Regions from separate parts of the Homo sapiens genome. Here all the other regions are linked to region 2. Evidence: chromatin loops called from intact Hi-C (ENCODE). Cell type or tissue: A673. All regions are shown on one strand.

Evidence for each region. Peaks named below come from ENCODE experiments on the same cell type or tissue, not always from the same donor. Only the 100,000 strongest peaks of a DNase experiment are listed, where the experiment ranks them.
Region 1: it touches region 2 in a loop (5-fold over the local background); 9 of 110 quality-filtered maps call a loop at or near these places.
Region 3: it touches region 2 in a loop (6-fold over the local background); 4 of 110 quality-filtered maps call a loop at or near these places.

Annotation. Positions count from the first base shown.
Region 1 is chr16:26,566,062-26,574,061 of GRCh38, forward strand. No RefSeq gene overlaps it. Among named protein-coding and RNA genes, the nearest start is that of LINC02195, 25 kb to the right of the region's middle. In A673, a CTCF peak has its summit at 3,927 (motif pointing left); a DNase peak (open chromatin) is centred at 3,900.
Region 2 is chr16:25,834,556-25,842,555 of GRCh38, forward strand. All of the region lies in intron 1 of HS3ST4 (heparan sulfate-glucosamine 3-sulfotransferase 4), which reads left to right. Among named protein-coding and RNA genes, the nearest start is that of HS3ST4, 150 kb to the left of the region's middle. In A673, a CTCF peak has its summit at 4,351 (motif pointing right); a DNase peak (open chromatin) is centred at 4,366; H3K4me3 peaks cover 572 bases; H3K27ac peaks cover 850 bases.
Region 3 is chr16:26,642,255-26,650,254 of GRCh38, forward strand. No RefSeq gene overlaps it. Among named protein-coding and RNA genes, the nearest start is that of LINC02195, 51 kb to the left of the region's middle. In A673, CTCF peaks have their summits at 3,554 (motif pointing left) and 3,764; a DNase peak (open chromatin) is centred at 3,577.

The DNA.
Region 1 (8,000 bases), 730 kb after region 2:
GAATACCTTGCCCTGCTCCTGACCCACCCTCAACCCTGAAACTGTTCAGGTCACCTTGGAGTATGTCCTTCCACAGCCAGCTTGAGGGCAAAGTTCCCTGGGACTGGTCAGGACAGACAGTAAGGATGGTGTTAGATAGGACTATGCTGGGTTGGACAGGCATCCACAGAAGACACCTGTGTGGTCTGAGAACTGAGTCCAGAGGGAAAAAGACAATCCCAGTATTTGTTTTACAGGTCATTATCAAGATCTGCAATCAGGCAGGGGCTACCATATCTGGGCCTCTGCTGAAGGTGAAGCATTCACCCTGAGAGGCAGTGTGGATAGCTCTGGGAGATCTGCTTTTCAACAGTGACTTGAAAGAATCAGAGACAAGGTCAAGAGTGAAGGACAGGGTGCTGTGAGATCCCTGGGAGCAGCACTGACTTGTTCCTGTTCAGCCTTTATTGATCATCAGCTGCAAGAGGGCTGGAGGAGGAAAGATGGAAAGGAATTGGGACTAAACTATACAGGAGCATACAATGGACTAGGACTGAAGCCAAACAGACTGAGACCTATATGGATACCCATGATCAGGTGTGGGGGCCTGAATTCCAAGTAGAACAGCCTATTAGGACCACTCATTGATGGAGAGGGGTGAGGGTGGGTCCTGTCCTATCACAGATTCCAACTCAGATGACTGGAGTGTGCAGGAAGGAAACAGAAATGATTGGGGAATAGCTATAAGATGATGGAGATTGCAATGAACTGGAGAATATGTGCCCTAGTCCAAAAATTGTCCTAGTCCTAGTCCAAAAATTGTCAAATTAGCTGTTTGCCAAACATCAATCTGGCTAGATAAAAGGCAGCTGCAAGCGATATTTGGCATGCAGGCTAACAAATGGCAACCTCTGATGAGGCGCATAGTTTGAGACAGGCAGGAAAACTTGCAACTTGAAGGCCACTTCAGTCTCCAAGCTTTGCATTTGGATTCAGCCTCTGATGAGCATCAAGAGGTCCAAAGGGCAAGATGGATGTCCAGCACCGAATACTCATCAATTTAACCAACACGTATTGATCAGCTACTCTGTGCTCGGCTACACGCCTGGCACTGGGGACCCAGAGATGAACAAAGGTCTTAGTTATAGCAGGGACAATGAATGTGGGTTTGGGGGAGAAGGATGACTTCATTCTAAGCACCTTTGGGTAAAAACCAAGACTATTGATTAGTATTGGCTCAGGAATGGCAAGAGCGGATAAATGCACCATTGAGTCAGCCTCAGGGAGATGAGAAAGCCTGAAGCAGGAGCCCCAGACTGGATACGAAGCCGGAGCAGGGCTGTGCAGCCGTGATTAGAGAAGTGAGGGAGGCAGGTCCAATTAAACTGGCCACTGCAGGCATTTAATAAGCACGGGAACTTTTACAGAGACGGCTCCCGATTGGAGAACCTGGCCTCATTTCTGAGCACTGAAACGTTTGATGTTGGACATTTGGCTCTCTTCCAAGTTCCCAGCCAGCTCTGTAGAGGACCCACATCCCGGGGAGCAGCCTTTGAAGGAGCCAGGGCTGTCAATGGAGTTATACTAATTAGGCAACAGGAGCGGCCTCAAATGCCTGTCCTCATTTGCAATTCAGTGTGTCTTTAATTTGCCAGAAATATACATATATATATCCTCTCTGGATATAAAAAAATATATCCAGGTTGGTGAGAGAGACTAACTTGACTACCATTTACAAAGTGCCTAAAGTACCAGGCAGTTGCTAAATCTCTTACGTCCGTAAGGTAGGTAGGCACTATGTTTTTCATCCCCATTTTACAGGTAAGGAAACTGAGGCTCAAGAAAAGGAAGCACTCCCCTAATGGTCACAAAGCTGGTAAGGGGCAAATCTGGGTGTCTGTCATTGTATTTATAGCAACTGTTCTTAACCAGGGCGACTTGGTCCTTCAGGGGACATTTGGCAATGTGTAGAGACATTTTTGGTTGTCACAACTTGGGAGTGGGAGAGGTGCTCCTGGCATTTGGGGAATAGAGACCAGAGATGCCAATGAACGTCCTTCCCTGCAAAGGACAGCTTCTCAAAACACAGAATTATTTGGCCCAAAATGTCAACAGTGCGGAACTGAGCTTAAGAAACCCTGATATATAGAGAAGATTAGTCCTAAATAGGAGGTTTTAAGTCTGTGGACCTGTCATCAACTGTGGGATTTGGGAAAGTCACTTAACTTCTCTGTGCCTCATTTATCATCATCTTTAAAATAGAAAGTGTGAAGACTACAGAAGATAACATATGTGAAAGTAACTGCCACATGCTCTCTGCCTTTCTATCTGTCTCAGTCTCTGTCTCTCTGTGTTTGTCTCTGTCTCTGTCTCTGTCTCTCTCTCTCTATATATATATATAGAGGGAAGTGGGACTAAACTATATAGGAGCGTACAATGGACTAGGACTGAAGCCAAATAGGCTGAGACCTATATGGATATCTAGGACCAGGCGTGGGGGCCTGAATTCCAAATATATATATGCATATATATGTGTGCATATGTATATACATATATACAAATGAATTCCAAATATATACATATATATGTGTGTGTATATGTAGAGAGACATATATATGTGTATATATATGTGTGTGTGTATATATATGCGCGCACGTGTGTGTGTGTGTGTATACACACACACACACACACACATATATATATATACACACACATACATATATACAGTTGGCCCTCTCATCCAGGGGTTCCAGCAACTGTAGGGTCCACAGCCACGGATCAAAAATATCTGGAGGCCGGGCATGCTGGCTTATGCCTCTAGTCCCGGGACATTGGGAGGCCAAGGCAGAAGGATCACTTGAGCCTGGGAGTTTGAGACTAGCCTGGGCAACATAGTGAGACTTAGTGTCTACAATAAAAAATAAAAAAAAATTAGCATTAGCCGGACTTGGTGGTGCACACCTATAGTCCCAGCTACTTGTGAGGCTGAGGCAGAAGGATTGCTTGATCCCAGGAGGCAGAGGTTGCAGTGAGCCAAGATCATGCCCCTGCGGCCCAGTCTAGGTGACAGAGCAAGGTTCTGTCTCAAAAAAAAAAAAAAAAAATCCCACAAAAACTCTTATGGGAAAAAAAAAAAAGGCAATTAAAAATACAAATAAAACATGCAGTGTAAGAACTATTTACATAACATTTACATTGCATTAGATATTATAAGTAATCTAGAGATGACAAAGTATATGGGAGGATATGCATGGTTATATGCAAATACTGTGCTATTTTATGTCAGGGACTTGAGCATTGGGAGACTTGTTATCTGCGGGGGTGTGGAGGGGCGGTTCGTGGAATCATCTTCCATAGATACAAAGGGATGACTGTATAAATATAATCTTTCTCTCTCTCTGGAACCAATGAGGCACACTACCAGCAATTAAAGACTTGGGAAAGTTAATTATTAATTGGTCACTTCTGCTAATCACAGCCATGACACCGGCTGCCTTGCACCAAGCATTCCTTCAGCATCAGGGCCAAAATCATGCAATCTTAGTGTTAAAGAGAGGGTATCTTGGAGTTCAGCATTCAACCCAAATCACAGGTGGAGACCCTGAGGCACAGAATGTATGTCACAGATAGCGACTGATGCCTTTCCAGCATCCAGTGCCCCTTCTTCTGGTGTCAGTGCCTTAACTTCCCCCGGGGAGGTATCCTCCCTGAGTTATGGCAATGTGATTTGGGTGGGAGTGCTTCCACCCCTGATTCCAGGAGTAGATACATGACACTGGTCTGCCCAATCATAATACTCCATCTCCCTGGCTTTGTCAGTTGGCTCAGCAAGGTGCACATGAGCCACTTTTAGCCAATGAGGTAAGCATTCTCCTCTTTTGTGGAAACAAAAAGATGAGCTCTCATTCTGCTGGACATGTCAGCAGTGAGGAAGTAAGAGTGACACCCAGTGGAGAAAGTCAGCCTGGAGTCAAGGCAGCTCAGAGGAAAGCAGTGGCAAGAAGTAGAGAAAGAGAAAGAAAATACCAGAGATCCCACCTGGGCACATTGTTGGAATGTCTGGATCCAGCCATGCCTGAGGACTGATCTTTTCATTCAAATGAGAGTCCAAGAAATTTTTTTGTTTTTTGCTTAAACCAGTTGGAGTTGCACTTTTGTTTCTTGGAAACAAATTAGCTCTGAGAAACACAGGTAACAAAGAGCCCAAGTTCTTTGTCTAAGTCAGGGACTAGGCTATATAAGCTATATGGGAACCAAGCATCCAGATCTTAGGCTAGTATGTTTTTTCTCTTTTTAATGAAGTGTAACACATATGCACATATCTCTCTCTATATATATATATATGTGTGTGTGTGTGTGTGTGTGTATAACTTATCTATTGAAAGTGCACAAACCATCAATGTACAGCTCAATAAATTTCTACAAGTTGAACATACCTATATAACCAGCATCCAGGCAAAAGCACAGAACATTACCACCATCTCTCCCTCCACCCACCAGAGCTTCCCTTTCTCTGATTCCAGTCTCTCCTCCTCCAGGGGTAACCACTATCCTCATTTCTAGCATCACAGGTTAGTTTTGCCTGTGGTTTGTTTGCTGGTTGGCTGGTTTTGTTTTACTTTGTTCACTAATCTGCAGTCTGGGCAGGTGGGAGGATCATTTGAGGCCAGGAGTTTGAGATCAGCCTGGAAACATAGCAAGACTCCATCTAAAAAAATTTAGCTGGCCAGGAGTGGTGGCTCATGCTTGTAATCCTGGCACTTTGGGAGGCCGAGACAGGTGAATTGCCTGAGCTCAGGGAATTCTTTCTTCACTTGTATCTCCTTTTGTATTTTAAAATTTGGAAACACGTATGTCATTAAAATACACACACATATATATATAAAAATATCAGGGCCAGCCAACTATGGTTTCAGCTTTTTCTGGGGCAAAGCCCCCTGCTATTTATGATTGCATCTTAAATTTTCACCATAGGGTCTGGCATGAAGCAGGCAGTATTGTGTGGTGGTTAGGAATGCAGCTTCAGAATCAGACAGACCTGGATTAAAAACCTGTTGCCACCAGTTACTGCCTGTGTGGACACAAGCATGTTTATTTCTCTAAACCTCAGTTTGTTCGTTTGTAATGTATCATAATATTATGACCTATGTCATAGAATTGTTGGAAAGATGATGTCTTAGTCCATTTCGTGTTGTTACAAGACAATAGCACATTATTAATAAGGTAATGAATAATGAACAGAAATTTATTGGCTCATGGCTCTGGAGGCTGGGAAGTCTAAGGTTGAGGGATTAGCATCTGGTGAGGGCCTTCTTGCTGCATCATAATATGTTGGGAAGGGTAAAGACAGGGTGGGAGAGAGAGAGAGCAAGAGTAGGTGAATCTGCTCCCACAATAATGGCATTAGTCCATTCATGAGGGTGGAGCCCTCATTACCTAAACACCTTTCAAAGGTCCGACCTCCAATGGCAATTAAATTGCAACGTAAGTTTTGGAGGGGACAAATATTCAAACCGTAACATGACTCCTGGCTTCTCCAAAGTCATGTCCTTCTCATATACAAAATACATTCATTCCAGTCCAATAGCCCCAGTCTTAACTCCAGCATCAACTCAAAGGTCTACAGTCCAGAGTCTCATCTAAATCAGATGGTGAGATTCAAAGCATGATTCATCCTAAGGCAAAGTTTTCTCCAGCCATAAGCCTGTGAAATAAAAACTTATCTTTTTCTAAAATACAAGGGCAGGATAGGCATGGGATAGACCATTCCAGAAAGGGAAAAATAGCATAGAAGAAAAGGTACCTGGTTCCACATAAGACCAAAACCCAGCAGGGCAAACAACATTAAATCTTAAACTCCAGAATAATCTCCTTTGACTTCATGTCCTGCCTTCCAGGTACACTAGGGTAGGAGTTGGGCCATCAAAGCCTCTATGGTGTTGTTGGGCTGAGTCCACCCAGTAGTTCTCATGGGTTAGGGTCTCCTATCTGCGGCTCTCCCAGGCTGGTGCTACACGTTGATAGCTCTGCAGTTCTGGGGTCTTGTTGGTGGCTTCACCCCTACAGTTCCACTGGGTCTAGTAAGGACTCTCTGGGGCAGGTCTGATCTTACAGTTATGCCCAGATATTGCCCTGATGGGGGCTCTCTGAGGTAGTCCTACCCCTTTAACAAGTATCTATCTGGGCCGCCAGGCAGTCTGCGACATCCTTTGAAATCCAGCTGGAGGCTGTCACGCCCCCCACAGCTTCACTCTATGCACCTGCAGATTTAGCACCACATGGCTGCCACCATGGTTTACTGCATGCACTCTTCTGAGCAGTGATCCAGGGTGCATCCACAGTCATTTGAGCCACAGCTGGGGCAGCCAAGGAGTGCCATGCTGGAATGTGAAGAGCAGAGTGCAGAGGTGGCCCTGCACAGGGAGCCCACTGGGAGGTGTCCCGGGCTCATCCCCTGAAACCATTCTACCCTCCTAGAGCCCTGGGCTTGTGATGGAAGGGGAAGCCCCATTTTGGAGGAGACAAACGTTCAAACTATAGCAGACCATATGAGACACTGGGTGCCAGCACAGTGCATGACATGGAGTAACTGCTCAACAAATGTTGGCTATCCTAATTAGACATTGAGTAAATGTTTTTTGAATTCCTGTTGAACTGAACAGCCAGATCCTGTTTAAAATTAAACAAACAAACAAAAAATAACCCAAACATCCATGCATCCTGAATTAGTGCTGTCTAGGTTAGTTTGTCTGAATTTATCTAGACTGTAATACAATCAAACAGCCACAAAACAGTGCTGCAGAGGTCTCTCCTCTACTCTGCCCTGTTCATCCTATTTGATGGTTATTGATAGCCATTTAGAAAGAATGTTTATTTCCTACACAATAATATTTTCAGAAAGAGTGAACAAGGAAGGAAAGTGGATCATAATGAGGAAATTTTATTAAGAAATTATTTAATGTAATTGATGCTTTGCACCAAGAGTCAAGGAAATGCACCTATTGATAGATGTCCACATTCTTGCTTAATCTACTTTTAGTCCTTTGCTGGGATATGTTGTATGTATTTATTTATTTATTCGTAGGAGGGCAGGATCTTGCTCTGTCACGCAGGCTGGCGTGTAGTGGCACAATCGTAGCTCACTGCAGCCTTGACCACCTGTGCTCAAGTGATCCTTCTGCCTCAGCCTCTTGAGTGGCTAGGACTACAGGTGCATGCCATCACGCCTGGCTATTTTTTAATGCTTTGTGGAGACGAGGTCTCCCTATGTTGCACAGGTGGATCTCACATTCTGTCCTCCAGTGATCCTGTTGCCTAGGTCTCCAGAAGTGCTGGGATTACAGGTGTGAGCCACTGCTTCTGCCCTGATGGAGTATTTAATTAGCTTGTGATTTGGAAAATCACATGGTATACACATGGCAATGAACATTCTGGAACTAAAAGCGGAGTGATTGCTTTGCTTCCAGCATCTTATGAAAAGGAATAACTGGAAAATGTAGCGATGTGTAGAAAGCTTGAAACAGGCAAGATAAAAGTGAAGAGACTGTAAAGTGAAAGCTTATTTGGGGCTTCTTATTTACTCAAATGTACGTTTGTGTCATTTAAATCTTGCTTCCTCTCTATGAGGTTGCTTGTTGTTTTTATTTGGTAGATAAGGAAATAAATATTGGCTTAGGGATTTAAGTAGCTTGCTCTGAATTTTGCTATTGGTAGGGGTATTACCGACATCACTGCTCTCTGCTGGATCAGTTCCTTCTACTTTGGAATGTCAAGGTTATTAACTCTGAGATCTGGAAAAGGTTCTCTGAACTTCTGTTTTACCCATCATGGTCCCAGGGAATGGCAGGGAGCAGAAATGCTAAAATATTTATTTTTGAGGGCTGGGAAAAGTGATAGGTGGAACAACAGCCTCTCAACCTGGAACCTCTGCATATATTACGTTATGAGGTAAAGGGAGATTGAGATTGAAGATGGAATTAAGGTTACTAATCAGCTGACTTTGAAATATCGTCCTGGATTAT
Region 2 (8,000 bases):
ATGTGTAGCCATTTATAGTATAATTTAAAAATATACAAAACATGCTATATATATGTATATAGTTGCATATTGTGTAGGGATGAATATTTATAAGAAATTAGAGGAGAAGGCCAGGCGTGGTGGCTCACGCCTGTAATCCCAGAACTTTAAGAGGCCGAGGCAGGTGGATCACTTGAGGTCAGGAGTTCGAGACCAGCCTGCCCAACATGGCGAAACTCTGTCTCTACCAAAAAATACAAAAATTAGCTGGGTGTGGGGGCACGTGCCTGTAATCACAGCTACTTGGGAGGCTGAGGCACAAGAATCGCTTGAACCTGGGAGGCAGAGGTTGCAGTGAGCTGAGATCGCACCACTGCACTCCAGCCTGGGCGACAGAGTGAGACCCTGTCTCAAAAAAACCACAAAACACAAAAAACAATAAACCAACCATCCCTCCAACCAACCAAAGAAAAAAACCCAAAAGAAATTAGAGAAAGGAAGGAATGTGGTAGAAACTACACAAGGGGTTTCATCACCATGAGTTAGGTTTTATTTCTTTAGCTAAGTGATAGGTGTGTTGGTTTTCATTCTAAGATTCTTTATGCCTATTTAATGTCTAAAATGTATCATCATTAATTAATTTTAAAAAGAGAGGCTTTCCTAAAATATGCCTCTTAAGTCTCCAGGGCAGCTTTCCTTCCCCCGTTGTTGTTTGAACATCAAAACTCCTGACTACTTGCTAAACATCCCCTGCTAGAGGAATTGCTGAACAAACACTGCCTTGCCATATGAGTCAGTTCAATTCTGTGCATGAGCCAGAGGGCAGCTTCTCTATTTTTTCCTGCTTTCCTACTTGTAGGCTCTTTTTATATTTCAAAGTATTGTCTCACACATTTCATCCTGAAAATAACTCTGTGAGTGAGTGGGGATATTATTATTCCTCAGTTGACAGATGATGAAAAAAAAAATCAAGTTGGCTAACGTTGATTGAGCATTGTACCTACCATGTGCCATCAATAGAGAAAAATGCTTTACATGCACTTCCCAGGAATCTGCTTACAGTAATCCCATTTGACAGATGAGGAAACGGAGGCATAGAGAGGTTGAGGAACTTGCTCAGGTCCAGTAAGTGGAGAAGTCAGAAGTCAAAATCAGGTCTGCATAAGGGCAATTCTGTGCTGTTTCTTTTCACTGAAGAAAAATGTGTTGTGACTTGCCGGGGGCTGATTGGGTTTGGAAACAGATCTGCATTTTCTCTCTTATACCAAAGGGTGAGCCACACTGTTTTGTTTTTGTTTTAACCATCTCTATAAAAAGTCAGACTTCTTGCTTGCGAGCAACAGAAATTGACGCTGGCTCACTGAAGCAGAAGAGAACTTAGTGGGAAAATAAGGGGACTGAGGAAAGGGAAATAGGAGACCATACTTGGAAATGGACAGAAACCAAGGGCATTCCGGAGGGCTGGGTGGCGGAAATCATAGTCATGTCCAGACCAGAAGAGGAACAAGCTGGTCTCTTCTGAGTTGGGAGGTGATCATCCTGAATTATTTTCCTACCAAGCCTACAAAACGGAAGGGCATGATGTTCCCAGGTGGCCTCCCCTCGCCAAATCAGGATATCACTAGGAAGGGGTGAAGGAGTGCTAAGGAGCCAAAATTACAAAAAAATAAATTTCTGCTGTGCCTTCTGTCTTCTTTTGGACCCCTACCCATGCATAGGGGTTCAAATGGATGACTGCACCACATGAAGATGGACTGGGGGCCAGGCAGTCTGTGTCGTAGACATGTAGACAGGAAGTTCATATCCCTAAGCAGGCAGTCCTGTTAACCAAGGAAGGAAAGAAAGAAATACATCTTTGCTGCCTGACATCTCCCAATGGGTAATTAAAATGATGCCACTGCTGATTTTACTACATTCAAAAGTGTTTTAATTTGTATTTAGCCAGAGGCTTTTTAGCAACAGGAACATTTTTACAAATCTAACAAATAATTATAAATAAATAAAGTCTCCACTTCTGCTATTTAGGGGAATGTTTCCTTCAGGTAACACATTTATAAATCCACCCGTTTGACAATATGGAGCTAAAATAACAGTAGAGCTTGAACTGGCTGCTTAAGTGACAGTTGAAATGGCGTGTTTGTCAGCGTAGAAATGAAAAACAATATCATGCAGGGAGGTAATCTAGTCCCAGAGGCACTATGGACTATAAATGTTAAATTACAATAGACCCAGAATATAACCTTGCATAATTCTTGAATAAAGGATATAAGGAACAGAAAACCCAAGGTAGCAAGAATTCATATTAAAGGAAGCCTACACAATTTATAGTTAAGGTGACTTCAGGACTATGGATATGGTACCTCCCAAAATGTACTCGACAACTGGTTCATCAGTAACACTGGCCATCGTAATGAGAAAGGACATTCAGAGAGGCATTGTTATGTGGTTTTGTGCTCACCTCTTCTCTTGGGACTCATTTTGTCCCCAGATCTTTCCAGGTCAGTATGGGTTGAGACCAGTCATGGTTGATTTTCCAATCCGCAGTTCATGGATGATTTCCAATGGAGTTAGGCGATGGCAGATCCCCTTCTCCAGTATAACAGCTGACCTTACCTTGGGGACTAGGGTCAGCCATGAGATTTCTGCTGCAGACGATCATTGTGTCAAAAAACTCATTGGATGCCATTCAGCTCATTCACGTTCAGAGGAATCACATGAGGATCCTGGGTGTGAACCCACACCCACATCTTGCTTTCCTCTCATTTTGGATGAACAAGGCCCTAGGTAGGCAAACCGGGATTATGTACAGACTCAGGGGGAAGTGTTTTTTGCTGGATAAGGAATATGTGAAAAAAATGATGAGGATTATTTTCCAGAAATTTTCCAGGAACTCTTAAGGAATGAAAGAATCTTGTTTTTAAAAAGACTAGGGCATGGGGAGAGAGCAGAGAATAAGAACGCTTTCTCATGTCAGATATGCTGACATTATAGTAGCCAAATGTCTTTAAGATGGGGAGAGCTCAGTGCCTACCTATGGCTATCTATTTGATGGGATATGTGAATATTCCAACCAGGATAGTCCTTTGTAAGGCGCATGTTAGGGTACAGGTCCTATATAACAGATTCACTGAAGAAATATGTGTAAATCATATTTTAAATGCACTGACAGGTCTCACTCTTTAAAAAAAAAATCCTGTTGCATATTAAATACTTCTCTTGGGACTTAAATCGTCACTTTATTTATTTATTTTTTTACTTTTATTTTAGGTTCAGGGGCTACATGTGCAGCTTTGTTTTATGGGTAAATCGCATGTCACTGAGGTTGGGTGTAGGAATGGTCCCATCACCCAGATAGTGAGCATAGTACCCGAAAGGTAGTTTTTGAACCCACCTCCCTCTCCCCCACTTCCCCCTCTTGTAGTCCGCAGTGTCTACTGTTGCCATCTTGATGTCCATGTTTTCCCAGTGAATAACCACTTTAATTGAAAGGAGGCAGCCCAGCATGAAGGTGCAGAGAACGGACCCTGGAACCAGATTGCCTGGGTTAGAACCCCAACTCTGCAGCTTCTCAGCTATGTAAATGTGCTTTGGTTTCCCAGATGCTAAACAGGAATACTAATAGAGAAATATGCTGGAATCGTGTATCCTACTTATTCAGTCGATATTAACGACTACCGCTGCTATTTAACTACATCAAGTTTGCTAAAAGCTATCTTAGCTTTAGTGGGACTACAGTGCAGGCTTCTTCTTATCTTAGTTAGTTTTCCCAGAAGTACTTATCTGACCCGATTCATTCTCTTTATTGCATGCTCTCTCTCTCTTTCATTCAGCATTTACTTATGCACCTGCCATTTGTCAGACATATGTGGCTGGTTCTAACAAAAGGCAAAGATAATAGTTTCAGCTCTCAAGGAGCTCAGTCTAATGGCAGAAAACCAACAAATATAGGATCGTGATTCATATTTGCAGTTCATTCTTCCATCTCTCTGTTACTGGTAAAATTTCCTCAGCATGCTATTTACCCTGGAGTCTTTGGATAATTCCACAGTGTCCTTAGTTGGCTATTTAGGATCTGGGGTGGGTTTATTTCTCACGCTCTGTCTTTAGAACACCAGTCCCTTCTAAGTCTTTTCCTAGACCCGCCCACTCTTGAGATCTATAACTGGGTTTGCGTCCTTCCAGAGAAGCTAGAATAGGTCCAGCCCACTGAGATGGCTCTTAACCACGAATCACTGCAGACTTTCAAAATAAGGCCAACACTCAGCCGAGAAAAGAGCGAAGCCCTTTTTGGGTCACTTTTTTCACTAATCCCGATGAGATGGGGGAGGTGCCACCAGAGAATTCTCTTTTGTGATTTGCCTTCCCTGCCACTAGGTGTCACTGTTCTACATAAATAAAATGAAATCAAATCGGTCTTGGCACTGTGGAATTTGGCCTTTGGTTAAGGGGATCTGGCAGGTTTAGGGACCTCTTCATTTTGAAGTTGTCAGATAACCATCACTGCCACCTAAAGACTGGCTACAGTACAGGAACCGACCCTGAGTAAAAAGTCTTGAAATTAAAGTATCTGACATGTGTAAATCCAGGACTCTGTATATATCCTCCTTGGTATTGATCCTTTAAAAACAGATCTCTAAAGATTAACTTCTTGGAACAAAGATAATATATTTATGGAATGTAGGGAGTGTATCACTTTATTATTTATGTAGCTGTTTGGGAAGATGTATCTGATTTTATGAAGACATCATGAAGAAAGCAAAGGAAATCTCACAAAGGAAGACTTGGCTGTCTTGCTGGTGACCTTCCCTTTGAAAGACAAAAGGAAGCAGAAACTCACAGAGATAACATGTGAAATCACCCATTGGATCTTCCCTTCCTCCATTTTTGTTTTAGAATATTCCCATAATTTTCTACCTTTAAGACAGTTAGTAGTGGTTTCTCAGCCATTATGCATGTTTATCAGGAAAATAAAAACATCCTCTCCACCCTCCGGACTAGCATTCTCATTGAGTGATCTCCAATTTCTGATACACAGGAGACTTCTCTTTCAGTTATTTACATGGTCTTTTTCTTTTCCTGACAATAGGGCTTTGTGTTATATTCTAGTGTTTATAAAAATGCCAGGGTCTCACAACAGTGATCAGTGAATATCGCTCTTCACTGTTTTGTCTATGATAAATTTTTAGCATGAGAGTCTAGGTCAGTCATAAGAGGCTCTAGGATGGATTTTTCTGCCTTGACATGCCCCACTCTTGGAAGAACATCTAATTTTATTGTTGAAGTGATGATCACAAAAGCCAATCAGCACTGCGAACTTTATGTGGCATTGAACTTGAGCTCCATTTTAAGGCAGGTCCAATCCCTTTGCTGAAAAAAGGTTAACACTCCTGGTCAAAAGGAAGAAAGTATAGGCCGAGAAGAAACCATATGTGGAATACTTTTATCATGAAATATTTGTATTAGAAGACAGTGGTTAAGTCCAGAATGATATGGTTGAGTTATACCTTCCATGGCCTGTCAATCAGTGGAAACTAAAATGTTCTTTCTGGTCGATCTCTTCTTACAACACCATAAGGCACCCTTGATCAACAGTATATCACTTTCATACTGATACTCACTGGTGCATGATTGGAGAGTGATAGAGACAGTTCAGATAAGGTTCCTGTCGACAATTTTCCTTAAATCTCTTTGACATAAATGTCCCAAAAATTATTTCTGGGAAGCCTTTTGTTGCAAACAGCTGACAGAGAGTTTCAGTTATGGCAGTAGGAATTTAAAATAGGTTTAGGATTCCTTTGAGCATTTTGAGACGCAACTACTACAATCCAGAAACCCACATGGCATATGGATTCTGTGAAGTCTTTTGGTATCTTGACTGTTCCACCAAAGGGTGTTTCAATAGGTTAAGTTAAATAACTCTCATATTTTATTTTACTCCTAATATCAAATAAGTTGTTGGTCATCACGTAGCTTCCAGCCTAGCTAGTGTTTCTATGCAAATAGTTCTTAGATACTATCATATTATGATGGTAAAGATAATGTAATATCAGTTTCCTGGAATATAAAAGTGATTTTTTTCCATAAAGGGCATTTTACAATGGATCATTAATTCATTTTATGAGGACCTTAATGTTTTGAGCACTGTAAAGAAATAAAGTATCAACCTACTGGGGCCAAAACTGATTCAGCAAAGAATTTAATCACCTACAGAACATCCTCTTATAAGGTATTACACATCCTTACAGCTTGGATCAAATAAACACTGTGGAGTTTTTATTGGTAGAAGCAGCACCCAAATATTACACATGAAAGAGCCTGGGATGCCAAACCCAATCCATGGGCCATCTGTGGTCAAGTAAGCTTATTGGTCTAAGACAGAAGACTCTCATAGTTGGCCAAATGAGATTTGTATTTACTTTACTTTAATTTATATTTGTTTGTTTATTTATTTATTTATTTATTTATTTATTTATTTATTTATTTATGTTGAGACAGAGTCTTGCTCTGTCACCTACGCTGGAGTGCAGTGGTGCGATCTCTGCTCACTGCAGGCTCCGCCCCCCGGGGTTCATGCCATTCTCCTGCCTCAGCCTCCCAAGTAGCTGGGACTACAGGTGCCCGCCACCTCACCTGGCTAATTTTTTGTATTTTTAGTAGAGACGGGGTTTCACTGTGTTAGCCAGGATGGTCTCGATCTCCTGACCTCGTGATCCACCCTCCTCGGCCTCCCAAAGCGCTGGGATTACAGGCGTGAGCCACCACGCCCGGCCACTTTATTTTTTTGAAACAGAGTTTTGCTCTGTCACCCAGGCTGGAGTGCAGTGGCGTGATCATGGCTCATTGCAGCCTCAACCTCCCCAGGCTCAGGGGATCCTCCCACTTCAGCCTCTGGAATAACCGGGACTATAGGCAGCTAATTTTTGTATTTTTTGTATAGATGTGGTTTCACCATGTTGCCCTAGCTGGTCTAGAACTCCTGGGCCCAAAATATCTGCCTACCTTGGCCTCTGAAAGTGCTGGGATTATAGGTGTAAGCCACTGTGCCTGGCCTGTATTTAATTTTCATATTTATTTAATATTAAATAATCTTCTAATATTTTATTCCTTCAGATTTTATTCAAAACCAGAGACAATCTCATGGAGCTCCTTGTGTCATTAGATTCACCTTCCCGAGTAGGTCTCAATTGTCTTCCAGTCTATGAGTTTCCAATGAATATGGCATAATGGGAACTAGAACCTGCGTCTGTGGGTGGTGTGGAGACTATTGCTTCAATATGTTTTCCCATTCTTGTAACTGTCATTATGGTCTTAAACCCAGAGCTGTAATGAACAGTATGGGATTATCCATAGATAAGAGTCCTAAAGACATTCTGATAGAGGCTTATAATCAGTACAAATTGTAATGGCCGTAGAAGGAGTTGTTCTGCAGATGGCTTTATTCTTGAGTACTCAGCACCATCTGGCACTTTGGGGCTGAGCCCAGCCCTACCACTACAAAAAACCATATTTGCAATATATTGGCACAAACATGCAAGTCAATGGCTCCTTGACATTTTGGACTTTTTATCGTATGGCAAGTCCAGCTGCAGAGCATGCCCTTTTCCAGTGGGCAGAGAAGTGGCTCAGTTGAGGTTGCCTTTTGTTGAAGAAAAGGTCACCTTAAGGAGTCTTAAAGCTTTAGCTTAAATTTTTGGAATTACACATGGCACTATGAACCACTTCTTCCAGGTCGAGAGAAATACTTGTAGTCCTGATATTAACATCTAAGAATTTCACATGGAAAGATCTGCATTTATGTTAACACACACTGAGATAACTGACACAGTCAAACAACATGGACTTCTTCCAATCTGCTCTTAAAAACTTCCCACAGATTTCAGTGATCGTATATGCCCCACTGTACTGTGATTTTTTATTTTTCTTGCTTCTCTTTAGCCCACGGACTGTGATGTTTTGGAAGGAAGAAGCTGCCTTTTTCATCTTTTTCTTCCCAGTATCTTGGACCTGGACTGGCATGTTTT
Region 3 (8,000 bases), 810 kb after region 2:
CCTCTTGGAAGCCAAGTCCCCCAAGGCTGGGGTATGTCCAGGACTTGCTCACACCTCCACATCCACAGCTCTCTGGACATGGACACTAGACCCTCCGGAGCCCCAGCACCCTGGGACCCATACAGCCTTTGAAAGGAGGGCTCAGATTAAGTGTCCTTTATCTCCATTGTGATTTCTCCCCTGTTTTTCTCTGAACAAGTGGCAAGGCTCTCAGAGCCTCCCTTTGATGCTTAATTGCTTAATTATCAGCTTACTCCACTAACTCTAAAAAAGGGAATTGAACCACTTTAAAAAGGGAGGTGGGGTTGGAGGCTGCCCAGGGAGTGCGGCTCCCCTCTGTGTCTGCAACAGTTAACTCCAGAGAGGGTAGGAGGGCTTCTTACAACTTGGGTTCAGGGGCCTGTCCCCTCCTGCCACTACTATCATCACCCTTTCTGTCCCTCTTCATCAAGATGAATGCTTGGAGATGAGTGTGAGGATATCTGAGCCCCCAGGGCCACTATCCAGCTTACCCTTTTTTTTATTTTTATTTTTTATTTTTTTATTTTTTTTGAGACAGGGTCTCTCTCTCTCTCTGCCACCCAGGCTGGAGTGCAGTGGCACAATCTTGGCTCACTGCAGCCTCAACCTCCCCAGGCTCAGGTGATCCTCCCACCTCAGCCTCCTGAGTAGCTGGGACTGCAGGCACACACCACCACACCTGGCTAACACATTTTTTGTAGAGACAGGGTCTCACCACGCTGTCCAGGCTGGTCTTAAACTGGGCTTAAGCGATCTGCCCACTTTGACCTCCCAAAGTGCTTTTTCCTCTGAAAGCATCTAAATCTTTTCAAATTTCAATTATTTTTATGCTGCTGACATTTGTTCCTCCATTCTATCTTCCTTTCATTTATTCATTGACACAGTTTACATGCCAGGGTCAAATGAGGCACTCAGGACCAAAGAATAAAAAGATGGATCTGAAAACAGCTGCCATTCAAATGCCCTGATAGTCTGGGCAGGATGTGGGGAGGGGTTAATCCTACTGAGCTGAGAGTGGGGATCTGTGTTTGGGGGATCAGAACCACCTTCAGGAGGAAGTGACATTTCATAGGTCCAAGAAGCATAGGTGGGTGCTCAAGATGTCAGCAGATTTCACCTTCTCTTCTCTTTCATCTCTTCCCTGCCCCTCCTCTCTTTCCTTCTATCCTCCTCCTCCTCTTCTTCCCTCCACCCTCTGCTGCTCTTTCACTCTCTTAGACACACATACACACACACACACACACACACACATCTTCCTCAATTTGTGAATAAAATAGTTTCACAAACACACAGACGATCTCACTATACCCACCTCTGCTGTCTCCAGTTGGTGTCTCAGAAGCAGACTCTGAGTCAAGTTCTTGAGTGCAGGCAGTTTATTTGGGAGATGATCCCAGGAAGCCTGATGAGGGAGTGGAGAAGTGAGTCAGGGAAGAGAAAAGCCAACAGAGTGTGTGCTAATAAGTGCACTGTTGCTGTGGGCAGCTGAAGCTTAGTGCTGCTGGGATCCTCTGAGACAGTGTGGGACGTGCTTCAGAATTGTCCCAAGGAGGGAGAAGAAGGCTGCAGCGTTTATGCACCAATTCCAGGGTGGAGGATCCCTCCTGTGGGCTTACCCTGTTGGTGCTTCTGGTCTGACCCCACATATGCATGAAAACCCCCTCAGGGAAATGGCTAAGGGAGAGATGTGCTGGGCACCAGGGACTGCTACAGGGAGGAACTCTGTGCAGGTTACAGTCTAGGGTGGGCTGAGGGACTGTGCTGGGAGAACTAGCAATATCTGCTTCATGTACACATTCCATATTCTTCTCCCTTCCTCCCTCCTTCTCCCTTTCTCTCTCGCTGTCATACACACTTACACACATGCACACAAGCACACGCTAAGGTGATCAGTCACATAGATATAAAATAACACAGAAGCTCCCAGAGAAGATGGGTGGTCCCATCTCAGAGACCTTTGTCTTCTACCAGCTTACTTGACTGTAATTCCTCCCATCTTTAGGATACTGGTATAGTGGATCCAGTTTCTCAGCACACAAATGTGCTCATACACATTCTATCTCGACCTAGTTCAACAGGGCTTTGTTTTTTCTTTTTATTAAAAAGAATTACCCCTGAGATGAGGTCCAGAAAGGAGCTACATCCCACACAGATGCAGAAGAGACCTACAAGAATTTCCCTCCCAGTGCAGCAGAGTCGAGGCTCAGATGGGTTCCTCTCACTCCCATCCCCCTTGGGCTACAGGGAGCAAGGCCTGTACACAGAACATAGCATGCAGGCCTCTCTATAACCCACAGATTTTTCTTTCTTTCTCAGGTCCCACAAGATCAACAAAATCTAAAAAGATCCAATAAACAAATACTTTCAATGGCATTATCATTATTATTATTATTGTTTATTTTTTTGAGACAGAGTCTCACTCTGTTGGCCAGGCTGGAGTGCAGTGGCGTGATCTCAGCTCACTGCAACCTCCATTTCCCAGGCTCAGGCAGTTCTCCTGCCTCAGCCTCCCAACTAGCTTGGATTACAGGCATGTGCCACCACACCTGGCTAATTTTTGTGTTTTTAATACAGACGGGGTTTCACCATGCTGGCCAGACGGGTCTCAAACTTATGACCTCAGGTAACCCACCCGCCTCGGCCTCCCAAAGTGCTGGGATTACAGGCGTGAACCACCGCGCCTGGCCTAATGGCATTATTTTTAATGGCAAAAAACCACAATTACTTTTGCACCAATCTCGTAAATGTTTCTACCAGTCACCCTACCAGAGCATTTACTGCAGTATCTCGAACCACTTGGTAGGGGTCCCACTGAGAATGACTTGACTGGCCACTACCATGCTGCCCTAGGTAGTTTGCTACAGTAAGGACCCCAGCGCATCATGCATCCATTACTCTGTGTGTGCCTCTCCTCATTGACTCTGGGCTTGGCTTTGTGACTTGCTTTGGCCAATGGTACATGTACAAACCTGGTGCCAGCAGAAGTGTAATGAGTACTTGTGCACTGAGGCTTCCTCTCTGAGACCACTGATGAGGGAGCTGGTCTACAGTAAACCACGTGAGAGGCCACATGCAGAACCAAGATGCCTCAGCCAACAGCTGACACCAGCTGCCAGACATGTGACTGGCAAATTCAAAGCCTTTGAATTCATGAAAGAGGAAGATTTTTCTCGTACAATCTTAGGAGGTAGGGAAAGTGCCCAGCAGAGAGCTCCTTCAACACGGAAAACAGGTAGCCCTGGCCACGTGGAGCTGGAGAGGGGAGATGCAGACAGAGCTAGGAGTGGCCAGAAGCCAGAAAAAGTTGAGTCTGGCAAATCTCTCGGCCACCTTGACTAGAGTTCTGGAGTTCATATGGAAACATGGATATTTTATAGAGTCATGTATTTTCCTTGTTTATTTCCCCAGCTTCTCACACATTTTCAGCGATGCTCTTTGTGGAAATGTCAGCCTCTCAGCTCTGCTCAAGAAAACCCAGGAACAGAGAGAGCCGGCTCAGATCTGCGCCAAGTGTTTGAGAGGCAGCAGCGCCCCCAAGGGGCCAGCAAGGTGGGGCAGCGGCGGGAGTGCTGAGCTCCGGAGGGGAGCTCTCCTTTCTTCAACAGGCATTTATTGAGCACCTGCTGTATGTGGTCCAGGCAGCAGCGGGAGAAGGGGAAAGTGGAAAACCAGACAAGGCCGTATAATGAGGGACTTAGGACTTCTGGAATTTTAATGAGCTGGTTTGCCCCTTTATTTCCTTTCAGACTTCCTGTTGATTCAAGTCATCAAAATGAAAGAATGCCAGCGTCCAAACACACATCTGGAAACAGAGCAATAAGGTTTTTAATATTTTGTTTCCTAATACAGAAACTCCTTTGAGATGCTATCAAATAAGGTGGGCATAACACATTCATTTGATTTCTTTTCCCTGCAAACGGGATCATTAAGGCATCCAAATTAACTGGGTGTAATCATGAATTAAATCGAGCTCTTTTATTAGGGAAACTTAGAGGCATCTTTCATCTTAATATCCTGACAGGATTCTCCTGACTTGAAGGTATGATTAGGGGAAAGGTGGCAAAAAAAAAGGAAAATAAAATAAAATAAAGAAGAAAAAACCCTCTGCAGCTCAACCATGAGTGGAATTGGTAATAAAACACTAGTTCCCCAGTGAACTCACCACCTTTCCACTCCTCCTCAACTGGGTTCATTATTTTATTTCTCTACTTGATAGGTTGAAAAATTGCCTGCAAACTGGTTAATTAGGACTAACAGTGCTTAGTAACTGGGGAGACAATTGCAGTTTGAGAAATTAATGCTCATGATTCATCTATTAAAGTGCATCTAGACACATGGTTTGCCTCATGGTAGTGTCAATCCAGCCATCTGTGCCTGTGGCCAGGGTAACTGAGCACTTCTCAGTCTGAGTTTGGGTGTAGTGGTGGTAAGAAACAGAATCCACTTTGCAAAAAAAGGGGGGGAGTTTCTTATAAGGACACAAAGGTAATTCCATATGGGACATCTGGGGATGGAATATGCTATGGACTGAATGTTTGTGACTGCCCCCTGCCAGCCCTCCACTAAGTTCACGTGTTCAAGCCTAACCTCTAATGTGATGGTATTAGGTTGGTGCAAAAGTAATAGCGGTTTTTGCCATTACCTTTAATGGCAAATTAAATGGCCATTGCTTTTAATGGCAAAAACTCCAATTACATTTGAACCAATCTAATATTAGGAGGTGGGGCCTTTGGGATGTAATTAGGATTAAATGCAGTCACGAAGATGGAACCCTCATGAAGAGGAGCAGTGGCCTTATAGAAGGGAATCCAGCGACCCCCACCCCCCGCCTTGCTTCGTCCCCCATGTAAGGACACAACAACAAAAAACCCAGCCAAATATGAACCAGGAAGCAGGCTGTCACCAGACACCAAACCTGTCAATGCTTTGATCTTGGATTTCCCAGCCTCCAGGACTGTGAGAAATACATTTCTGTTGTTTGTAAGCCAACCAGTCTATGGTATTTCATTATGGCAACTCAAACAGACTAAGACAGTATAAAACTAAGAAAGGGAGACGCTATGGGAGTTTCTTTATCACTCCTTTCCTCCCTCCCCTCTCTCCTTCGCTAGCCTCCCTATATGACCATGGTTTTCTAATTTCTGTTTTGCCCTGGGTACCAGCTCCATTTCCTTCTCTGCATAAAACCATCCTCCACTTAGTAATGGTGATGTGGACTACTCACCACACATTCATTCTTCTTCCAGATGTTTGGGGATCCTCTCCTTCCCTTTTGTCAGTTCATATGATTTGGTTAAAGTCCCATTGACCTACAGTTAATAAGATGCAGAGAGGCTTTTGCTGGGGTATTTTGGAAAGCCTCGCTTTACTAAGGAGATTTCAAGATAAGGGAGATAGGTCTGGGGGCTGCTGGAGTCATCTTCCAATGACCAAGACAAATCCTGTTTGAGAATAAAGCCAGCACATGGAGTAGGACAGGGAAATAGATTGCACGACATCATTTGAGCCCCTGTATCAAGTGACACCTGATGCTTACATTAGCCTGGATTTTACAGTTGCCTGAGCCAGTAAATCCCCTTTTTTGTGTATAAGCTAATTTGTTTTTAATTTTCTGTCACTTACGGTAGAAAGAATTCCTACTGAAACCCATGACTTCCTTTTGAATTGCAAAGTCCCCAGGTCTGAACTGACTCCGTATGGCCTTCCAGTCCAAGCACCACCACCTGATTATAGTTTCTGTATATATTACTTCATAGTCTCCAGAGGGACCCTCATTCAATCATCCCAGTCAAGGATTAAATCTCATGATTCACCAGTGCTCTAATCAGCTACAGCCAGGAGGATGAGGTGACAGAGTATAAACACAGTCGTGGTCCAGCAGGAACTGCAGGAGAAGGACAATACAAAAGAAGAGTCCAAATTGTGACCACTACATCCTTATTGGGTCCACTCAGCCCACTGAACGGGCACATGGAAATCCCTCTGAAATTCACAGCATCCAGGTATCTCAGCTGCTATGGCCCATTAGGTTGCATTAGCAACACTTAGTGTTTGCCAGGACTTGAGTTGGTGCCATGGAGCTCCCACTATGCAAAGAGGAGGCATCTTTGATTCTGCTTAGAGACTTTCATGTATCTGAAGAAACTATCACCCATTAGCATCTTTCTGTCTGATGCTGAAAAATGTCAACTCTAGGAAATGGCTGGCTAGCACACAAATTCCAGTCATTGCCCATGAAACTCTGGCTAGGGATTAGCAAGAAGAACAACCTAAAGTTCCCATTCACATCTGTGCATGGAGACAAGGAAGCACTGGTTCATTAATATGTGTACTTAGCAGATGTTTTCTGGGTCCTGGCATCTAAGACATAATTTAAAAAAAAAAACAACTGGGATGTTTTTAAGTGTCTTGATTTAGCAGGACTTGGGTGTTCAAAAGCAAGTGACATAAGATCTCTGAGCTTTAACTCTTCATCTTGAAAAGGGGAGGTGGTAATCCCTCCTTTATCTGCCTCAAAATGATGCTCATGCTCGTTTCCAGGAAGACTGGGCTGCCACAGCTCTCTTTGTTATCAGAAGGTGGATTCTGAGGACGGTGCCTCTAGCATCAGCAGCAGAAGCACACAGATCCCATGCCAATGTGAGCTGCAGTGGATTTATTGACCCCACCCAGAGGAGGTGCTATCTATGCCCCTCTTTGTGTGCCGTCTGCCTCCTGGGGTCCCCAGCTGTTAAGCAGGCCAACAACTGCCCACCTCAGTCTCCAGTAGAAAACATGAAGACTCCCCTCTCCTCTGGTAGTGTCAATCTAGCCATAAGCATTTAGGCTTATGCCTTATGCTGTATTAGGCTTATGCCTAGCCTTCTGCACCATCCACCATAGGACTTGCTATAGCACAAACAGGAGGTGTAAACAACAGGAGTGGTTGAAAGGAGTCAGTAGACAGTAGACAGTGGCCCAGCCTTCTCAAGCCCCATTGGTGTGATGCTGAGGTAGTTCTTCAGAGACACCCCAGCAGGATTGAACCCCAAGTGCTTGCAGCAGTGACCTGCTCATGAATGGCAACACTTATTGGATTTCCTTCCTTCCCTGTCTCACCTTCACCATTCCCCAACTTGGGCTCCCTGGGATCACCTTGTGGAAAAACTACCTACATCCAAGTCCTGGTCTCAGGGTGTATGCTAGAGGAACCCAAACCAAACCACCTGCCCAGCCCTGACTCCTTTCACAAGCATCTTGTCTACAGTCCAGACTCATTTTTTGGAGTGTAATTCATTCCTGGAATTAAACAAGTGTGATCTGAATTTTTGGGTATCCTTCCAGGGATATTTTAAGCATTTACAAGCAAATGTGGATATAAAATTCATACACAAGCAAGATTCTGTCTTTTATACCAAGACTTTGGATTTCTTCCTGTATTCTTCCATGCTTCTCCTCCATTCCCACAATCTAACTTTCTATCGGGTCTTACCTAACTGCAGTGAAAAGGTGCTATGAAGCAGGAGATGCCAGGTGCAACACGAAACAAGGGCAATTAACCCACACAGGGGAAAGGAGAAGTCAGAGAAGGCTTCCTACAGGATGTGCTATTTGTTTTGAAACCTGAGGATTAAGTGGAAGCTAATCAGGTAAACCACACAGTATATGCAATGGCCTGGAAGCCTAAAAAAGATTGGCTTGTTCAAAGAATTGCAAGTGATCTGTTCAAAAGCAGCCAGGGGCCAGGCACGGTGGTTCATGCCTATAATCCCAGCACTTCGGGAGGCCGAGGTGGGCAGATCACAAGGTCAAGAGATCGAGACCATCCTGGCCAACATGGTGAAACCCCATCTCTACTAAAAATACAAAAAAAAAAAAAAAAAAATTAGCCAGGCCTGGGGGCATGTGCCTTCAGTCCCAGCTACTTGGGAGGCTGAGGCAGGAGAATCACTTGAACCAGGAGGCAGAGGTTGCAGTGAGCTGAGATCATGCCACCGCAC